4 separate regions of the Homo sapiens genome follow, and all the other regions are linked to region 1. Evidence: chromatin contacts called from ENCODE Hi-C or POLR2A ChIA-PET data. All regions are on one chromosome and are shown on one strand. Each heading gives the region's core, a stretch centred on a gene start or an enhancer-like site at or near the end of the contact. The rest is flanking DNA. Distances are from core to core; before and after follow the strand shown. Region 1 holds the start of CASC18 (cancer susceptibility 18). Region 2 has its middle 160 kb from the start of CASC18. Region 3 has its middle 190 kb from the start of NUAK1. Region 4 has its middle 220 kb from the start of CASC18.

Evidence for each region. A loop is a pair of places that touch in the nucleus more often than their neighbours do. ChIA-PET counts read pairs that join two places held with the same protein, here RNA polymerase II (POLR2A). Pooled maps may share reads with other maps.
Region 2: a map of ascending aorta shows a loop between it and region 1 (2.0-fold over the local background). The contact joins the enhancer-like site here to the promoter of CASC18 in region 1. A Hi-C loop is called at or near these places in 1 of 168 maps with a recorded cell type or tissue (ascending aorta) and 3 of 50 pooled maps. POLR2A ChIA-PET finds 5 or more read pairs at or near these places in 1 of 52 experiments (H1).
Region 3: a map of ascending aorta shows a loop between it and region 1 (3-fold over the local background). The contact joins the enhancer-like site here to the promoter of CASC18 in region 1. A Hi-C loop is called at or near these places in 2 of 168 maps with a recorded cell type or tissue (ascending aorta and endothelial cell of umbilical vein) and 6 of 50 pooled maps.
Region 4: a map of posterior cingulate gyrus shows a loop between it and region 1 (2.3-fold over the local background). The contact joins the enhancer-like site here to the promoter of CASC18 in region 1. A Hi-C loop is called at or near these places in 2 of 168 maps with a recorded cell type or tissue (endothelial cell of umbilical vein and posterior cingulate gyrus), 1 of 37 single-sample maps with no recorded cell type and 7 of 50 pooled maps. POLR2A ChIA-PET finds 5 or more read pairs at or near these places in 1 of 52 experiments (WTC11).

What each region holds. Positions count from the first base shown.
Region 1 is chr12:105,702,532-105,707,610 of GRCh38, forward strand. CASC18 (cancer susceptibility 18) reads left to right here and starts at 1,672. Exons shown (of 5, transcript NR_110109.1): 1 at 1,672-1,725. It overlaps LOC105369959 (a long non-coding RNA gene), which reads right to left. Exons shown (of 3, transcript XR_945309.3): 2 at 4,234-4,305; 3 at 2,585-3,035.
Region 2 is chr12:105,858,730-105,863,772 of GRCh38, forward strand. No RefSeq gene overlaps it. Among named protein-coding and RNA genes, the nearest start is that of CASC18, 160 kb to the left of the region's middle. RefSeq lists an enhancer at 2,426-2,927. Within about 2 kb of position 1,967, at least 3 of the 41 ENCODE cell types and tissues checked have a DNase peak (open chromatin) inside an H3K27ac peak, as active enhancers do; they include ascending aorta, where a contact is called at or near this core.
Region 3 is chr12:105,944,147-105,949,331 of GRCh38, forward strand. No RefSeq gene overlaps it. Among named protein-coding and RNA genes, the nearest start is that of NUAK1, 190 kb to the right of the region's middle. Within about 2 kb of position 2,550, at least 4 of the 41 ENCODE cell types and tissues checked have a DNase peak (open chromatin) inside an H3K27ac peak, as active enhancers do.
Region 4 is chr12:105,918,737-105,923,842 of GRCh38, forward strand. No RefSeq gene overlaps it. Among named protein-coding and RNA genes, the nearest start is that of CASC18, 220 kb to the left of the region's middle. Within about 2 kb of position 3,360, at least 3 of the 41 ENCODE cell types and tissues checked have a DNase peak (open chromatin) inside an H3K27ac peak, as active enhancers do.

The sequences.
Region 1 (5,079 bases), core at 422-2,921:
TAACATGACTCTGACAAATAGGGCAGAGTAGGAGTTCTGATTTCTGCTCTTTCTTACATATGCCTTAGGCTGCAAGTTGCCTTCTCCTCTCTTCTTTTTCCTTTTAACGCTGTCCTTAGGGTCGTCATCACCTGATTTTACTGCAGAGACTTGGTGAGGCAGAAAAAGGTGAACCCCGGGCTTTTCCCTGCCTGAGAAGTCCCAACCTGTGAGCTAGATTTATATACAGCAGTGGATTGAGCAGTGCTTCTCAATCCTGGCTGCACTTTAGAATGACCTGAGGCTTGGCCCGCACCCTAGACAAATTAAATCAGAATAACTGGAATGGAGGTCCAGGTATTGAAATTTTTCAAAAGCTCCCAAGTGATTCTGTTTCATAGTGAAGTTGAGAACCACTGGCAAACCATAATATGGATACCTCTAAAAATCTTAGTGTTGAGTGCAAAAGGTGGTAAACGATTTATAGCACGTTACTACTTAAGGATATTAAACTTTAATATACACACAAAACCAAGTTCTGTGTTTTTTGGAGATAATCTAAGGACATATAAGAAATCCCAGGAAGGAAGACAGGAGAGGGAAATGGGAGGAAACAGGAGCGAGAATAGAGAATAAATGGGGAAATATAAAATAAAACAAGACAGCGAGATTACACAGACCTTAAAGACTAAAAAGCGTGGCTCCCAAACATCAAATCACCATAGTTAGTATGAACAGGGCAGTCATGTGTACTAGACACAGTGTAATTGGTTTACACACCTTATGTCTGTTAATCTTCATAACAACTCTGAGGTAGGTGTTACTATTTAGAGTCATTTTATAGAGGAGGAAACTAAGGCTTAACCAAGATCATACAACTAGTAAGTGACAGATTTGGGTATAAGCCCTGTCTACCTGGATGGAGTCCAGGCTCTGTTTGCTCCATTCATCACCTCTTTGAGTCCTCTCGAGCACCTGCTGGAAAGAAAATGTCCTCCTCCCCAAGCCCACGTCTCTGCTAGGCAGCTCAGGAACCACCAGCACATACTTCATCCCAGCCCTTGCCAAAGATGGGAATGAGAATGACCATCCAATGTTCTGTGCCCAATGCAGAAGAAAACCTACACATACAACCTTCCTGACCTGGAAACATCCAAAATCAGCCTCAGTTTCCTAATGAGCCTTTCCCTGCCTGAAAAGTCCCAACCCGTGAGCTAGATTTATATACAGCAGTGGATTGAGCAGTGCTTCCCAATCCTGGCTGAAGACGAGCAATGTTTGTTGGGTTCAAGGAATAGAAAAAAGCCTCGCATGGCTGGAATAGAAGAGGAAGATGGTGGGTGCTGCAGCAGAGAAGGCAGGGGCTCAGAGCTCTTCACTTCCCACCAGACATTCCTTTTCCCTTGGGGATGGACTGAGCATGTGGAAGATTTTCCATGCAACTTCATATCCACTGTTCACAACACCTGCCTCTGAGGACGTGATCTTCCTACCAATCTCAGGACCTTTCAAAATTAATTATAATAAAAATGTATTTATTGAGGCAGGCATAAATATTAGTCTCCATTTTCTTCAGAGAAAACAGAAGCATACAGCGGTAGCTTGAACAAAATTTCCCAACCAGAAAGGGATGAGGGAGGAGAGACCGGAAGTACAAGCTCCTCTTATCTGAGTTGCCGCCGTCTAGAGGTGAGCTGATTTTCTGACAGCCCCTTCTCCTCTCCTCACTGGATATCCAGTTTCCAGGTAGGTCCTTCCAGGTAGGCGCCCCCCTGACCTCAATGCGTGCTCCAGCTCTGGGGTGCATTCACAGGGGTAGGACATAGAAGGTAAACTCTGACCAGCTGCATGTGCAGCTACCTCTGCAGAAAAAATCAAGAGGCGCTGGAAGCCCTTCTCCCTTTGCTTAACAACATCTCCCCTGCTGCCCCACAGCAGTATCTGAAGTTCCCCTGTTGGCTTATGGAAATAAAGGCTTTTGTTAAAATATAAATCTGTAATCTGACGGGATGTGAAAAGATTAAGGGACGGGCTGCCCAAACTTTACTGTGCTTGACACTCAACTTATAAGTGTATTGGAAATGCAGATCTTAGGTTCTTATACCACAGATTCTGATTCAACAGGCACCAAATGGGGCCCAGGTAGCTGCAATTCCAACAAACACTTCAGGTGTTTCTGATGCTCGTGTTCTCTGAATCTCGTTTTGAGAAACACTGTGTGACTATGAACTCTTCAATTAGTTAATGAGACTTGGCCCAGAGGTCAATTTTGTCTATAATGAAGCAGAGAGGAGAAAGACACAGCTGCTCCCCCTCTGACTTGGTCTTTCTCTGTCCCGTTCAAAGCTGTGTTCATAGCTCAGGGCTTTAAGAGAGAGTGTTCAGAGCCCTAACTCAGAAGGACCGCCTGGAGACCTGCCAGGGTTTTGCCTAGACACACGTCACACCTTTACAGGGGTGGCGAAGGCTTGTGCTATCTCAAGACCTCACGCAGTACTTCTCAGTTTAATGGGCCCACTCAAGAGGTAAACGTGGAAAAAGAAAAGTTATATGCACACACACCCACACCCACACCCACACCCACACACACACACACACAGAGCAATAAAACAGGAGCAATTTATTCATAAGATTCTAAGTCATGAATTGTCTCTACTTACAAAATATTAGCCTATAAATTATGATTCTGCCAAGCTTCATTTTGAACAAACCCACAATCTCAGAAACATCAGCAGTTCAACTGCAGAGAGAGATGATGAGGTGGCTTGAGAAGAGTGACAGAAATGTCTCTGGATGGGATTCTGGACCTTCTGGGAGGAGGCTTCTTTGAAGGCCACCTGGCGATCGCGTGGTTTCTGATTCTCCCCGTAGTGATCGTGCCTTCCCAGGTACTGAATGGATCTCTTTGAGCTCTTTGCGTGGCCGATGTGTGAACTTTTGGCATGGCCAGTGTGTTCAGTGGGAGTGCTGGGGTTTACAATTGGAGGAAGGATACCGACTCCCTTTATGGCTGGAGCTTCTTGGGATTCCTAAGTGTCACCTTGGTCCACAAGTAGCTGTTAAAAATTAGAAAAAAGTCAGCTGTTTGTCTTCTCATTCTTCTACAGGGCTCCCAGAGATTAAGACAGCCGAGCCTTCCTCTCCCTGAAGGGCCCATCTCTTTCTGAAATTTAAATAATTTGGGCATTTAAAAAAATGTACAATTAAATTATTATTGACTACAGTCCTCGTTTTGTGCTATCAAATACTAGGCGTTATTCATCCGGAAAAGTGATACTTTGAATTGTGGTGATACAGTGTTTCAACAGATCCTTATATCCTTCCAAAGTCTTGAATGCTATTACAACAGGGCGTCACATGAGGGCGCTCTAGAGAATCCGCAAGAGCAAATTCCGTAGTAAATGGGGAGGAGGGAGTTGTTATTAATAGATTTTACTTTTTAGTTTGAGTTTCCTTAGTCTAGAAGGACTCACAGAATTCCCAACTGTGCTTGCATGCCTGCTGTGCCCAGCGTGTGAGTGTGAGTGTATGTGTGTGTGTATGTGTGTGTGTGATGCACGCATGGAGGGGTTAGGGAGGATGCAGGAATAGAAGTTGATGAGGGACAAAGGGGAGGGAAAATTAAAATGATGAGCTTCAGAAGTCACCTTCTTTACAATTTGAGAGGCAATGTTCTGCTCCTATCTCTTGAAATGTCCTCTATCTCTTCCTTTCAAGGGAAAAAACACCAGTTCCCACCCAAGAGTTCTCCAGGACAAGGGAGGCCCTGGAGAAATGCAGTCAGAGGCAAATGGGAACAGATAGCTGCTTGTCAGCGCAGGTGCATCTCTTCCAGTCCACTTTGGCTGAGACTAACCTGACCTTGCTGAGCCCTGGCCTTGCCGTCAGCTTGCGCTGACAACAGGAGACCAGGCCACACTCTCCTAGCAGCTGCCCAGGCGAGGCTCATGCCCCAGAAAAAGCAGCTCCAGTTACACATTAGTCACAGAAATAACAATGATCAAAGGGAGCCAAAGGCATGAAATGGCTTCATTTTCCCAATTTAATTATGGGACTGGAGGATCCATTTCAATCTGGAAGGAGCCTGATTTCAACTTGTTATAAAATGGTTGGATAAAGTGCTGTATATTATTTTTTGTTTCTACCCTCATCCCTCCTCCCCATCTGCAATACAAGTTTTCATAGGCTTTTGAGTCCTTTTCAGCCCCTCCCTGTAGACGCACGATAAGAAACATAAATATGCCCCTTTCTTACTTGAGTCCTACTCGTGATGCTGATGCGCCCAATTAGAGTCTGTAGTTAAGGCCCCTGGGATTGTTCTGGGCCCTGGAAAAGAATGGCAGCAGGTGAGTGATGAGAGGTCCTCCCCCTCAGGGCAAGTGCAATGGCCTCATTGAGAAAGTATTCAGCCATCTGTAAAAAGGGGCCTATGGCAGTGGGGTCAGATGACAATGCCCCACATGCTTTAGTGGTTAAGATGCTTCAGTGCTCAGATGCTTTAGTGGCTACAAGTTTTTTACTGGGCTGAGAAAGATGTGGATCAAAGCTGTGTTCCAGGTACATGTGATGGGCTTTCTATCCCCTGCCACACACACCCACACACATGCACACACGTGCACACACACATATACACGTGGACCCTCTTGCCCCAAAGCCAGGCCTTGAGCTTTGAAAGGCTAGAGGCAAGAATTAGACCGGGGATGTGTATTTCTGTCCTTAGAAGTTGGCTGGCTGTTTTATACTTACTAAATGACAAAGTGTGATGAAATTGTTGCCTAGTAAGGACAAAGCCACAAGGTTTTTTTTTGTTTTGTTTTGTTTTGCAGAGGGGAGGGGAAGGGCAATGATGAGACAATTCTTTTTGGGTCAACCATCGTACATAGCACATAGAAGATTTGACTGGGACCACATAGTGAATGGCGTCCTTTAGAGCTTACATGGGCGCACAGAATCAGGCAGGGGCTAGAAGTCAGGGGTGCAGTTTCTAGACCAGCTCTGCCGCTGACTTGCCCTGTAAATTTGGGAGGGACTCCTCTCCACTCCGGGGTTCATGTTCTTCCTCTGGACTGGGCGATTTCTCTCTCTGCACCTTTTCGCTCC
Region 2 (5,043 bases), core at 717-3,216, 160 kb after region 1:
CTCTAAACCCCTTGAAGGCAAACTTCATTTCATCTGTATCATATGACTTGGTGGAAAGGCATATACAGAGGAAGGATTTGGTGACAAGAGATGGCTTATGGTAGCCCCCACCTGGAGTGGGCCTCTACTTTCCCACCAAGGCTAATTTAGAAGGCAGAGGGTGCTAAAGGCAGTTGGAAATATTAGAGGTTGTCCTTTGCTTACCAGCTTCTTCCAGGACCCATGTGTCTCCCAGCCCCCTTCCCAGACCTAGTTCTACCCTCAGTACAAGACATCTCAGCCTCTGAGAGACTCTAAGGTAGGAAAGATATGGACATAAATGAAGAAGGGAAGGAGAAAGGAGTGAGAACATTGAGAGGAGTTTTCTCAGTGGCTTGTGATTTTCCCTAAAGAAGGAAACAAGGGCATGGCATGAGTGAGGGAAGGTGGGCGGGGGAGCCTAGAATGAGATGGGAGAGAGCTGACTCAACGGGAAAAAGCAATGCCAGAAGACTGTGAGGGCCATTGACCAAGGAAGCCAAGAATGCGACTTCATTATTTCACACTAACTGTGCCTTTCTTAGAAAAAATAGCTTGGACTCTTGAAACATCAGGCTGTGGTCTCTAGGTTCCTTTGAGGATGGATGGTGGTATGACTTGGCTATGTCTCTATCCAAATCTCATCTTGAATGGTAGCTCCTATAATTCCCACATGTTGTGGGAGGAACCCGGTGGGAGATCCTTGAATCATGGGGCAGTTTCCTCCATACTGTTCTTAGTGAATAAGTCTCACAAGATCTGATGATTTTATAAGGGGAAATCCCTTTTGCTTGGTTTTTCTCATTCTCTCTTGCCACTGCCATGTAAGAACTTGCCACTGCCATGTAAGTTCTCTTGCCACTGCCATGGAAGTTCTTGCCACTGCCATATAAGAACAGTTTTTCTCCTTCTGCTATGATTGTGAGGCCTCCCCAGCCATGTGGAGCCTCTTTTTCTTTATAATTTACCCAGCCTCAGGTATGTCTTTATCAGCAGCATGAAAACAGACTAATACAGATGGTGAGTTCATTCAGCTCTGTGTGGATTCATTCAACCACCACGTAAACCTGTATTGAACACATACTATGTGCCAGGAAGTCCACTGGGCTCTGAGGACACAATGGTAGTAGAAATAAAAAATGCTTCTGCTTTCATGGAACTTACAGTATGATGTGGGAGATGATCAAAAAGCAAAAGACAACCATTTTCATAAATAAGAAGACAGGGTATAAGGAGGGAGAATAATGGGGAACACCTTCTGAACTCCGGGGGTGGTTCAGAGATGGCCTTACAGAAAGCGGGAAAAGAGCATCCAGGCTGAGGGAATAGCATGTGTGGAGGGGGCCAGAGGAGAAAGGAGCTAATCAGGGCAGGAGCCTAAAGTACAGGGAGCAAGGGGCAGTGAGGCCAGAGGGATTGATAGAATGGTAGGCAGGTCAAGTGGGGCCTGTCAGGGTTTGGATTTTAATTTTAATTTAATTTAATTTCAACTGGGACATCCATCTTTGTACCTGATGAGGCTCTCTTCCCAGCAATGTCCAAGTTGAACATTCTAAAAGTTTTAGGTTAAGGTAGTATCTTTGCATCACCTACACTGTCCCCAAGCTCTCAGGACGAGACAGCATATTTGGGAAATGCCTGGGGAGTAGGGTCACACTAAACACAAACATTTTTGTCTTAAGAGGGCTCACCACCTTGGACCACATCCCTCCAAACCACTGGGAAGCTTTGTAAACATACAGATGGATGCCTGGGCTCCACCTCAGGCCCTCTGCATCAGAATCTTGGCGGGGTGGGTGTGGGTAAATTCAAGCCCTAGATGTGCCTTTAATGCCTTACAAAGTTCCAACTTGCCTCTTCAGGCTCATAAAATCTCCATCATACCAAACATGGAGCCCAAAGAGAATGGCTTTCCCTTTGTTGATAATGACTCAACCAAAGCATTCCTCCCCTGCTTCGTTTACCTGCCGTGGGCCTCTTAGCAAAGCACACCTGTCCATCTGTCAATATTTACTCTGTCTGCTGCCCTCAACAAAAGAAGGGAAAATTGTTTTCACTGTCAAGCTAGTGTTTATACAAAGGATTTGTAGACTTTCTCAGAGCTATGAAAAATCCATCACCCTCAGTTAACCTGTGCCCTTAATGAGGTGGTAGCTTTTCTCCCACCATCCCATCCATCAGGGATGACAGTATGTAGCTTGTCAACCAGTAAGCATTCAGGTTGAAAATGATTTCACCCAGAAACCTGGGGAGACAGATGCGTGAAGTGTAACCCAATCTCACAGGGTGAAGCCTGCCCTGCTGATTACAGAGGACAGCCTCAGTGGGGCTTCATCTAGGACCCAATGAGAGGAGATCCACAAATGCCAAGACACTTATAAGAAGCCAATATTCTTTGGCACTCAGAAAGCTTATCAGCCCATTACATCTGCTCCAATCAATACTTCACCCAGTGTAACTTCCAAGGGAGGGCTCTACTGCTGTTGAGTCAAAAGAAATTGAGATTCATGTTGCTGGAACCAAGCAATGCTCAGAGACATGCACTCCTGAGAGGTGGCTGGGCTCACTCCCAAGGAGAACAATATTCACCAATGAAACAACTGCCTGGCTCCAACGGGCTTTTGACATCCAAGCCACCTGGGACAGACACACTGAAAAGCCATTTGCAGGATACAGGAGGAAAAACAGATCCGATCACTGCCTTTGTCATTCAGAAGAGCCCTTGAGGTTTATGGACCAATCCAAGGGGCAAAAAACAAACCATATCTGTGAAAGAGCTTCAGGGCCCACATACACTCTGCTGGAAGTGCAGCCCAGACCTGCTGCCCCAGTTCCTACTGTGTGCCCACTGCTAAGCTGGGCACTAAGAAGTAAACCAAATGATCTGTGTGATTCACAGAGCATCTGAAGCAGCCTCCAGAGGGGCTCAAACTCATCTCAAAATGCATGGAAGAATCTGGGGGATCCTGGCTCTCCATGGGGGGCAAAATAAATAATATTAACAGATATGTCATTTACTATGTACCTTACTGTATGCCAGGAAAAGATTGATAAATTTTAACTCATTGAATTAAAACTCAATCCAACTCTCTGGGATAAGTCCTGTTATCTTTAGAAAGGGGACAAAACTAGGACCCACCCAAGCAGAGTGTTCTGAGATGGAATCTCAATAAAATAGTATCTAGAATGTGCTTAGAATAGTCCTAGCATGTTTAGGCCCTCAGGAAGTGTTAGACACTTTTTATTATGATGATTATTACGGCTACTACTACTTTTATTAGTCTCATTTTACAGCTGAGAAAACTGAGGCTTGGAGAGGTTATGGGATTAGCTGAAGGTCACATTGGCAATGAGCAAAAGCCAGCATCAAAAGCTAGGTCTTCCAGCTCTGGAGAGTGACGTCTTCTCTGTCAGGCTGTAAAAGACCTGCTCTGCTCGAACTGTGGGTGGGGTGTGAGGACCTCACTTCCTTCAGAAAGAATCTGGGGCCAGCACAGGATCTATTCCTGGGTACCTCGGTCGTGGTGTACTGCCGCCCTCGTACTGTTCGCATCCACCTCCCACACGGACTGGGCCGCACTTGGTAAGCTGCCCCAGCTCTCCTGCTCCCTGGAAACAGGCAGCCCTGCTCTGGGCACTGGTGCATCCCAGGACCTGTTCTCCAGGCCACTCCCGGGGTGGCTGCAGTGTAAGACCCCACACCTCCTCCCCTGGAGGCCCTTTGCCAGGGATGCAGGGGAAACAGGACTCCTCACCTCTGAACCTTGGTTCTCTCCCTTCCTAAGCCTCTTGAGCTGGCTGGGCCCCCCAGAGAGGAACAAGTTCCTTTGTGAGGGGAACTGACTCAGGTCTCTTATCACCAACTCCCCAGAGAGTATGAGGCTGGTATATTGTTTTTCTTCTTGCTGCCACAACAAATTCCCATGTACTTTGTGGCTTAGAAGGACAAAAATTACTGTTAACATTTCTGGATGCCAGGAGTCAAAAATGAATCATACAGGGCTAAAGTCAAGGTGTTGGCAGAGCTGGTTCCTTCTGGATGCTCCAGGGGAGAATCCGTTCCTTGCCTCTTTTAGCTTCTAGAGGCCGCCTGCATTCTGTGGCTCGTGGCCACATCACACCAATCTCTGCTTCCTGTCCCACCTCCTCTGACTCTGATCCTCTCACCTTCCTCTTCTAGGGACCTTGTGATTGCAATAGACCCACATAGATAATACAGAACGATCTCCACATCTCAGGATTACTAGCTTTATCACATTTGCAAAGCCTCTTTTACCATGTAAGGGAACATGTTTGCAGGTTTTGAGGATTATAATGTGGACATCTTTGAGGGCCATGATTCAGACTAGCACAACTGGATTTCTTCAACAAGCTTTGACTGCACTCCAGCCAGACCCAGGCACTGTGCTGGGCACTAGGCGCTCTGTTCAAGGCCTCCAAAACAGCTAGATGTGTTGATGTGAGTGCCCGCATGTTCATAGCTTCTTGGAGGTACAGATTACTTCTTGTTTGACTCCCTCCTTTGTGCCAAGCACATCCTAATAGCTAATACTTATTATATGCCAGGCTTCATCTAGAACACCATAAATCTATTATAAGCATTGATGCTCCCAAGAACACTACGAGTAGGTACTATTATCCCTCCACAGATGGGGAAATCAGGGATCTGGGGCATCTTAACTTTCCTAAGTCCTGCAGCTAGTGAGGAAGGGCCATGATTGAAGCCTGGTCAGTCTTACCCCTGAGTCTCTGCCTATAACCACTGTTCCACCTGGCATCTCAAATAGCAGCTCTCAAAAAGCACCTATGGAAAGGAGGAAACGGAAGACATAGGAAGCTAGAACTACACGTGCAGGGTCTGAGCTCTTGAGTGTCATAAATGAGTGGCCTTTTCATGAAAGGGAGGCTAGAAAGAGAACCTAGAAAGGAGGGGGTCCCAGAGCTTCTAGGTAGGCTCTGCCAGGTACACACCCCATGGGCTTAGAGGAGGGCTGGAATCTCAGGAGGCTCCACATGAAGTCATAC
Region 3 (5,185 bases), core at 1,300-3,799, 240 kb after region 1:
CACTGCCTTGAGAAATTGAAGGACACCTTTCTTGTGTATTGAAAGAAGGCTCAACTGACTAGAAATTTCTATCCTTGGGGTAGGACCAGAGCTGGGACAGGGAATGTTGGCACCTATGCCACATAGTGGAGGAAATAAAGCCAAAACTGTGTGGTGGTAAATGTCTTGTCTTTAGCGCCACAGATTATTGATAATTGATCATACTCCAATCTCCCCACAGAGAAAATGGATTTAGAAATATTTCCAACTCCCACTGCCCAGCAAAATATGGTTGGCCAATGTTTCCCCAGGATATCAGGAAAGCCAGTGCAGTCAGATTCCATCTGATTTGCAAAGCACCAGGTCTTGTGAACACTAATGTGCTGATCAGCTTTCAAAGAACCAACCAAGCCTCTGCAAGCCAAAAAAAGGAGACTTACATGGGCTTTATCAATCAGTTATCTTTCTGATTAGTATTTAGTTGCACTTTGAGGATTAATTCCTTCAATACAAGTGAACACTTGTAATCCATATGAATATACTCACCCTATAAGGAGATTTTATTAAGGTAAATACCTGAAGTATTCATGATATTGTGAAACTCAAATCTCCCAAATGAACAACTGAGGTCTTATACACAGCTCAGGAGATAAAGCACCTCAATGGCCTTCTTTGAGTCATGAAGGCTGTGGGCCTATTCACCTTCGAATTTTGGATTTGACTCACCTTTGGGATTTGAGGATCTAAGCCAAGTTTGTCTACACACAAAACCACAGCTTCTTCACCAGTGTTCTCTGATGCCTGAAACAATTCCTAGAACAAATTAGGCAGCCAAAAAATGTTTTTAGATTTTTTTCCTTTCTCTTCTAGAAGAAACTCCAAAGGTCAAAAGGTCTGTTCCCTGACACTCAGACCAATCCTAGACGATTAGCGTTTGGAAAATCAAACTAGAACAATAAAGGGAATTCATTAGCTCATGTAACTGAATGGCCCAAGGATGGTAGAAGCTTCCAGCAAAGCTTAATCCAGGACTGTATTTTGAGATCAGGACCTGGTTTCCCTCTGTCCCTTTTTTTTTTTTTTTCCTTAGCTTATTATTAGTCCATTTTCTTTGATGTTGGTTCCATTCTCAAGTAGTCTTTCCCCTCATGGTGTCAAAATGACTGAAAACAGCTCCACAGCTACATGATCCTTCATTCACATCCAACAGAAATAAGACACTGTGTCTCAGCATTTCCAACAATAGTCCTAAGATTTCCTTGGATTGGATTGGCTTAGATCATGTGCCCATATCTGAACCAATCAGGATGTTTATAAAGAGGGCTGCATGCTGATTGGCCCAAGTCAGAGTCTATTCTTGAAGCTAGGAAGAATGTCAGTCTCACTCAGACCACATGACTGGGGAAGTTGGGGTACAGGAGGTAAAGAAAGTGGGCATGATGGGTAGCCCCATTTTATATATGAAGCAACAGAAAACCAGAGAGGTTTCATCACTCACCCAGAAAGGCAGAGTTAGTCCAGCAAGAGGAGAAACTAGACCTCCAGCCCACTGCCCAAAACAGTCTTATTCTTTCCTCTCTGTATTTAACTTACTCCGAACCAAAACTGTACAAATATCATCCTGTATTTTTCTACTTCTATCATTCTATGAAGAAAAGACAGAAATACTTTAAGGTGTTTCTAGGGGAAAGTAACTTACTTGCAGGTGCACTCCATTCCTTATGATCAGGTTCAACAATATTCAAGAACAAGCAACAACAACAACAAAAAGGTCCCAGGAACCCAATCCATAGACCAACTCAGTCGTCCCAGCCACACAAAGCAACACAAAATGACTGGCAGAGTGAACAAAAAAAGCCCCCACTAGGGCCCTGGGGCTGACTCCAGATTTGAGGGAGGAGGCTGGAGGCCAGAACTGCCTTTTCTTTGTTCCCAATTCTCCATGAGGCTATTTGCATTTCATTGTGGTCCTGGATGATTTAAGGAGCCCAGTGAAAACCCTTGGATGTGGTTAGGACATTCATGCTCCAGTGATAAATAATGTGACCAATGTGTATGGCCTAGAGTCACTGTATTATCAAAGAGCTCCTTGGAAACTGGGCAAATGGTAGGGCTTTTTTTTTTTCCCCTCCTGCTTGTGACTGGTTTATTAATTAATTTATTTATTTTTCATCTACTTTATGAATTGATTTCTCATCCCTTTCCAAGCATATAATACCGTCCTGGGGACTGACACCCATCCTGTCTTTACAACCAGATCCTTTCAATACTGCTGTTCCGCCAGAGCTTTGATCAGCGGGTCAGAGTTGAAAGAAAAAGATGAAGGCCCCTTTCCCATCTTTTTCTCCTCACCAACCTCTCCAGACACTTTTCCCAACCCCCCACTCCCCACCCCCCGCTCAAAGAAATCTCCTGGTTTACTTCAAAGGCAGGTCTGCATCCAAAAGAGATAATATTGATGGGGAGTGGGGGTAGAAGGGAGGAAGTAGAGAGGAAGGAGAGGGGTCTCTGGACAGTGAGGGAAGTGAGACAGATGGGCACAGAGCCTGCTGTCTGAGCCTAACTTGTCACTGGGAGGCAGGCCAGGCTGGGAGGACTCAGGCCTTCATATGTGAGGAGGCGTGACAGTGAAAACTCAGCAGTCCAGGCTTATCTTTGCTGGCAGAGAAATCAGGTTTGGACAGATCTGAAGAGAATGACTACTGGTTATTTCTGGAACAGCTTCTTAGATTTGCTGCCATGCCTGTCATGGTGGTTAAGAGCTGGGGTTTGGGAGTCTGGGTTCAAATTCCAGCTCTTTCACATTTTAAATGTATTCAGTTGAGCAAATCTTTTCTTCTCTAAGCCTCGGACTTCTTGTCTCATCTGGTAGAGGAGAGCAATGTCCTTCCTATAGTCCCAGCAAACCAACAATTAGGGTGAACTGAGCATGCTGCTTTCCAAAGACAAGGCTACCATCAAGAGCAAACACCTCACCCTCTTTCTGTATGGATATGAAAATCAGTGGGGAGAGAAGTTTATCTCCTTTGATGACCTGAAGTCTTCCAAGCCTCAAGTTGTCAAGAGAGTGAGGATGCAGGATTGAGGAGGATGCAATGTGCCAGAAAGAAAGGACTATCATGAGGTACATTCACAGGTGGATAAGGATGGAGATAGCCCAGGATCTGAGCTGACACTTTCAACTTGAATTTTCACCAACCCTTCCTCATCACTATGAGCCAGATGAAAGAATGAGCCAAACTAGATTCCGGGTTTCCAAAATATCCACTCAGCTACAGCAGGGGTAGTGCACGAGATCCTCAGTTACAAGCAGGGGCCTGAACACAACATCCGAGGAAGTCTTTTGTCCACTCGAACTAGAGATACTTCTGTGTGTCCGAGACAAGGTGACAAGTATCCTGGACATAGGGATCATAATAGTATTGTCTTCTTATAGATTTTAGGCTCCAGTAAGATAATGTGGGCATACAGCACTTTGAACCATGCAAGGCATAGAGTGCATACTCAAGAAATGGTAGCTGTCATTAACATTTCAAGAGCTTTTGTTTTGTTTTGTTTGAGACAGAGTCTCAACAGAGTCTTGCTCTGTCACCTAGGCTGTAGTGCTATGGCGAGATCTCGGCTCACTGTAACCTCCGCCTCCCAGGCTCCAGCAATTCTCCTGTCTCAGCCTCCCAAGTAGCTGGGATTACAGACACCTGCCATCATGCCTGGCTAATCTTTGTATTTTTGTAGAGACAGGGTTTCACCATGTTGGCCAGGCTGGTCTTGAACTCCTGGACTCAGGTGATCCACCCACCTCAGCCTCCCAAAATGTTGGGATTACAGACGTGAGCCACCACGCCCAGATTTCAAGAACTTTCAGCGTGCTTTATTTAAATGGTAAGTTCCTTCAGAGCATTCTCTGTTCAAGGTGGAAAAATTAGAACACAACTCAGACTTCAAATATGTCCCTCCCTCATTTCGCATGGTGGCTTTTTGGGCACTGACGCTGGTAGTGTTTTCTTTTCCACTGTCCTATCATCATAGAACTTGGCTTTGTGACATTGTAAAAGTCTTTTGTGCCAGGATAACCAATTAGGCATTGAAGGATGGAGGAGCCTGGCACTCAAGGGTTTATTTTTTCCATTTGTCTTTCAAGGGCAGTGATGGTGGCTTTCCAGAGCCACAGTGGCTCCAGCTGTGTTAGCCCCTCCAAACGAATGATTTACAGACATGTTTTTAGGGGTACCTTGCCCACTCTGTGGGTTCAGCGTTGCCTAAATCACGTGCTGACTTCTTTTTGCCATTTGTTACATACCTGGACCCTTTGTGTCCTTCCTCCAAGCTGTCATCCTGTGGTTACTTGGCAATTGCCAACTGGTTTTTTATATTAGCCCAAGAAAAACATCATTAGGAAGGGCGAGTCTGTGGCCAAATCCATTGCTTAATGGCCTGCAAAGCCAAACAGAAATAAATTGGAGGTATCTAAGCTGAAGGCCTCTCTGCTAGCAGGAAAAGTGAAACTCGACACTTGAAACATGAAAAATGGCAAGGCTGCCATTGCCACACTGCAGAAAGTTTCCTCTTAATAAAGTCACTTATAGAAATGTACTGTTTCTCCTGAGGTCTTCTTATAAAATTGGTCTAAAAAGGAAGGCTATTTTCTCTACAAGGTAAAGTAATCATGTTCTCGGCTTTCATTAAAATCCTCATTTGCCACAGAACTGATTCTATTTCTTCTTAATGGGGCTGCAAAATTATAAAGAAGGCAACTCAGCACCATCTCCCATTGGGTCGCTCTTTCTCCCCTTCCTGCCACTCCATTTCTCCCTTCTTCAGCACTCACCCATCTTTCCATCACTGTCCCACTCCTGCTTCCACCACCCCTCCCCTCACTGCACTGCCTCACCCCTACCTTGCTGTGGCTTGAATATCTGTGTCCTCCCAAAATTCATATATTGAAAATTTAATCCCCAGTGCAACACTATTAAGAGGCAGGGCACTTAGGAGGTGATTAGGCCACGAGGACTTGCCCTCATGGATGGGATTAGCAACCTTACAAAAGGGCTGGAGGGAACTAGTTACACCCTTTTTTGCCTTTCTGTCCCTTAGACATGTGAGGACACAGCATGCATCCTCTCTGGTGGGGAAGGCCATGAGGCACCATCTTGAAAGCACAGACTGGGCCCTCACAGGCATAGAATCTGCCAGAGCCTTGATCTTG
Region 4 (5,106 bases), core at 2,110-4,609, 220 kb after region 1:
TTTTGTGGTCCTTATGGTATTTGGAAAAAATATATTTATGAAAAGAAAAGAAGTTGCCACTTTTGAATCAATGAGATCTGGGTTCAAATCCAATGCGGACATTAGACCTAAGCAAATGACTTAATTTTTTGGTGTTTCAGTCCCTTATCTGTAAAAATTTTGATAATAATACTTGAGATAATGTATGTATTGTAACCCAAAATGGTGATTCATCCATGTTAGTGCTTAATTTTCCTTGACTCTTACATTGTTACCTTTAGATACTGAGATAAGTGATGCTATCCTACAGGGAAGTGGGAAAATTCTTGACTGAAATCACCCGCTTTGCTAGTTTCATGGATGTCGTCTGTGGTATTTGATTATCCTAGGTAAAGATTCTCTTCCACAGGGGCAATTTAGGAGACTGTGTGCTCACACTTTGTGAACCAGGAGATGAGGATACTAATCCTGGTTCTGCCACTCACTGTCTTTGTGACCTAAGAACACTCACTTCCTTTCTCCATGCCTCAGTTTCCCTATCTCTTAAATGTCATCCTGGTTGATCTCCAAGATGCCTTGTGAGGAAGCCATCTCAAGAACTTAAAATCAAAATTGTTCTTTACGTTTTCATGAATGCTTATTTGTGGGTGGGGGACTGTGCCCTTTGTTGAGATTTGGCTTCATGTTGATGGAAGTTGGGGTAGACATTTATAACTTTTAAATCTGTGCCTTTCCATCAAATGATCAGAAACCCAAACACATTATTGAGCCTATTCAAGCTAAAAGCATAGCTTCAAAGGTCCTTTCCAGTTCTAACATTCCACTTCTTATTGGAATATAAAATAATTTTTTGCAGAAGACCCCCAACATCACTGAACACAAAATTATAGGTAAAAGAGTCTTCTAACATAAGATAAAGGACTTCAGATGAGTATGAAGGCACAAACTAGAAGAGGAATGAAGTCCTCAAGATAAAGCCATTCTTAACGAGTTCTCAGAATGAATATTCCGTTGGCTTAAAATGAAGATTCAACTCTACTTAACTCCAGAAACTTCTATTGAACATCCACCATGAGCCAGAACTTATCCTCGGTCTTGGAGATACCAGGGAAGCATTTAAAGGCTTGAAGCAAGAGACTCACAAAATCAGATTTGCATTTTAGAAAGCTCACTTGGGGGAGTGAATTTCAGTGGGGAAAGAGGGAAGGCAGGGAGACCAGAGAGAAAGTTTAGGGATTTTACTGAAGAAGTTCAAGCAAAATACTGTGGTGGTCTATATGCAGGCAGTGCTGATGGAAGTGAAATGGATAGTTTGAAGAGATTTCCAAGAGGAAGACACACCCAAACTTCATGACTGGTTAGAAAAGATATGTGCAATGGGTTTACACTCGTACGTGTGTGTGAGCTTCCATGATCGAAAGGGTCAGGGGATGGAATGGAATGCAAACCATGAGATGCCTCCTAGAAGCTAGCCTTGTCCCTAGGCCTAGCTGAGGCTCAGGGGGTTTCCGTGAATCCTCCTCATAAATCTGTACAGGAGAAAAACAAGAGGCCAGACAAGAAGAAGCATGTCTGAGGTAAAAGGAAAAACATGTTTGGTCCTAATAGGGTTGTGGTGGAGGAAGAAAGGGGGAGGAACTGCTCTGCAGCAATCTGCCCTGAGGTAGGGACTGATCTGTGAGGCTGCCAGCATCTGCAGCAAGATGTTAATGGGGGTTATCAGCTGTCGCTGGAGCCCAGGCAGGGAATATGTTGGCAGCTGAAAGCTCTAGCACAGCCAAAATGTGTGTGTGTGTGTGTGTGTGTGTGTGTGTGTCCAAGAAGAAACACCAGCCTTATTGTCTCTAGACATCCTCAGAGAACAAATGGTCTTGGCGAGTCAAGCTCTGAATACCAGTTACACAAGACAGACACCTTTAATGGAGATCTGGCACTTCTCAGTGGGGACCGTTTGCATAAAACCATTTCATTCTTTCATCTCTGGCAGGAAGAGGTCCCTTTTATCTCGAAGAGAAGCTCTCTCCACAAATGAGATGACCCCACCCCAACCAGACACACACAGTCATGCACACAGTCAGTCCCAGAGGTCTTCTCTGTCTTGAAGGCCTGTCCAGCTTCATTTTTTTCCTTCCTCATCCACTTGCCAATTCATGTTTACACACCAGCACTTATATTTAAGCACATTTCTCTTGAGTGAAGATTCCCATAAATGTTGCTTTGTAAATGTGTCCAGGGCCAGATATCAAATGGTGGAGGCCCAGTGACATCTTTCAAAAGGTACTTTGGCATTTTACTCTGACACCATTGTAAGGGGGTCCAGGAATCAACTTGGTGTTCTGATGGCCTGGAAAATAATCCAACTTCTTCTAGAGGACGATAGTAACAGCATTAACTTTGCAGGTAGGTAGACTTGGGCTGAGCCTCAGGTTGGCCACTGACCATAAACCTGTGACTTAATATTTCTGCTTCAGTTTTCCCACCTGTAACATGGGAATAATAACTATGAGCAGGTACTACTATTATTCCCATTTCACAGATTGGGACCATTGAGACACAAAGAGTTAAACAATTGTTCCTAGATGAAGCAGCTAGTAACTAGCACAGCTTACATTTGAACTCATGCAGTCTGGGTCTTCCTGTTGATAACCATTATGCTACATTGCCTGCCATATTACACATAATTTCTTCTTTAATCCTCAAACAATTTCTGTTAATGGGATCTTGGACAAATTACTTAACTCTCTAAGCCTCAGTTGTCTCAACAGAAAATAGGATTTTGATACTGTAGACCTCAAAAGGATGTCATGGGGAATAACTGGGAAACCACGTCTGAGCAGTTGTGGGCATTGTAATAGAGCCTGTAGTCACTGCGGTGATAATACCGATCATGTTGTTAGCATCACAACGTCCATGGTACTTACAGTTATTTGTTTTAATATTTGTAATTTCCTTTAACTACATGTTCCCTGAGGACAGAAACTGTCCGTTATTTACCCTGTACCCACAGCACTTAACAACCTAACACAAATGGAACATACTCCGGGACATACTCTATTTTCAATGCTGTTTATTGATGAATCAGTAAATGCCTTTAATACTGTCTCTCTCTTGGATTGCTGTAAGGATTAAATGAGATAATGCATGTAAAACGGCTAGTACAATGTTAGGCTTGAGAATTCCATCCAATTAATGTTAGCTCTTTCCCTTTTGCAACAGAACACATTATTTGAGATAAACACACTGGAATCACATGGCCCAGAGAGTGAAAAACAGGACACCTGGACTCCTCGAGGAACAAAAACATCCCAGCTAGAACCAAGTACCATGAGACACAGGCACGTGAGCTGATGAGGAGCATAAGCTGGAACCCACCTTTGTGGGAGCACCACCAGGCATCACAGGCAACCATCCTGCAGGCACATTTGGAAATCTCAAGAGCAGGAAAGGGAAGGCACTCTTTGTACTGGTTGATTAAAGCTACTAATTAGGTCCATGCATGGTACAAACACTGGCAGTTCTTTCTTACTGGGGCAACAGGGAAGAGGTTGGCAGGGGTGAGCAAAACTACAGCCAATTCCTCTGTGAGCCAATGAGCACCTACAAAGGGAGGATTCGACCGAGTACATTTGGAAATAGAAATTGCCAACAATGTTCAGAAACTCTAAGTAAAAATATAATGGTCAGGTGGGCAAAAAAAATCTCCTTCTTCCTGCTTGAAGCTGCTCAGAAAATAATCAAAGTTGAGGCAACAGACAGTGGAAAAACATGGGCTTGGGCATCAGAGAGACTTCCCTTCCAGCCTTGGCTGATGCAAGTCAGCTATGACCTGATGCAAGTTGGCTAACACTTCAGAGATCTTTTTTCTCATATACAAAATAGAAAATACCCATTTCATACAGGCAAGAGAAGCTTAAATAAATAGACTCTACAAAGGGACCAGAAAATAATAGACTAGATCCCCTATCATCATCACCACCATCTAAAGGTAGCTGTCTTGATTATATGGCCCAGACCACCTGGAATCAGTGCATTCATATCATCCCTCTTAAGTGGCTCTGGTGGTTATATTATTGTGCGGTGCTATGAGTCACTGTCTATTAATATAACTTACCCAGGGCTTGTAACAGGACAGCTGGCAAATAAGGATTCATAGATGGAAGGAATCTGGGTCATCCTCAAATAAGATGAGCCACTCCATAAATAAATAACAGGGCACTGGCTGGGTTGGCTGGGGACTAGGGGAGATGAGGGGATGGTATGGACTCAGGAAGCTGGGAAAGCGCAAAGTCTGAGAAGAGGGAATGCGAAGAGTGGGGCGAGCTGAAGACCAGCACTGTCTGAGAATGCGTTAGAAATAACTGAATCATAGTGCATCACCCAATTTAGTGGTTCTCTCCCAGGGCTGCCCACCCAGACTGAATTATGGAAGGCCAAGCCATGGCAGAGGCAGCAGCCAATGGGAGGTAAGCTAATTCATAACTGACAGCCTTGGAATATCTCAGGAAGTGGAGCAGCAGATACCACAGGAGGTGGGAGGTGAGCCTAGGCTGAAAACAGGGGGCTGGCGGAGCATCTATATCATAGGAGCCTCAACAACATAGTCCCCCACATCACTTGGATACCCTGGATCCAGGAGAAGATAAGTGGGTCTCCTGTGAAACTGAACCCAGAGAATCTCTAGACTAGCCTTTCCAACCCTTGAAATAATCTTAAGGTCTCAAGGAACCTAAATATTTTATCTACAGCTCCTGGTATATTAGCATAACCAGTAACTTGTAGATATCATAGTCCAATAATAATTTGTCAATGCTCTTTTGAGCAGAGAATATCATCTGTCACTCTATTTTGCTTACCAAATAGCCTAATCTTTTTCTGTGGTTTCCCGCTCCCTATAAAGAATATCAACCCTAATGCAGGCCAAGTATGCAGGTAGAATAAACTTTCATCCCCCACATTCCTTTTTTTAACCTTCCTATTTAATTTTTAAGAAAACTTCTTTAACTAGGACTAAAGTCTTAAATATCTACTGTACAAGAGGTGAATGTTATGTAATACATAGCCTGTGCAAGAGTAGGTTTTTACCCCTTATTTAAAACCTTTTTTAAGCCAAACTTTACAGAGCAAAAT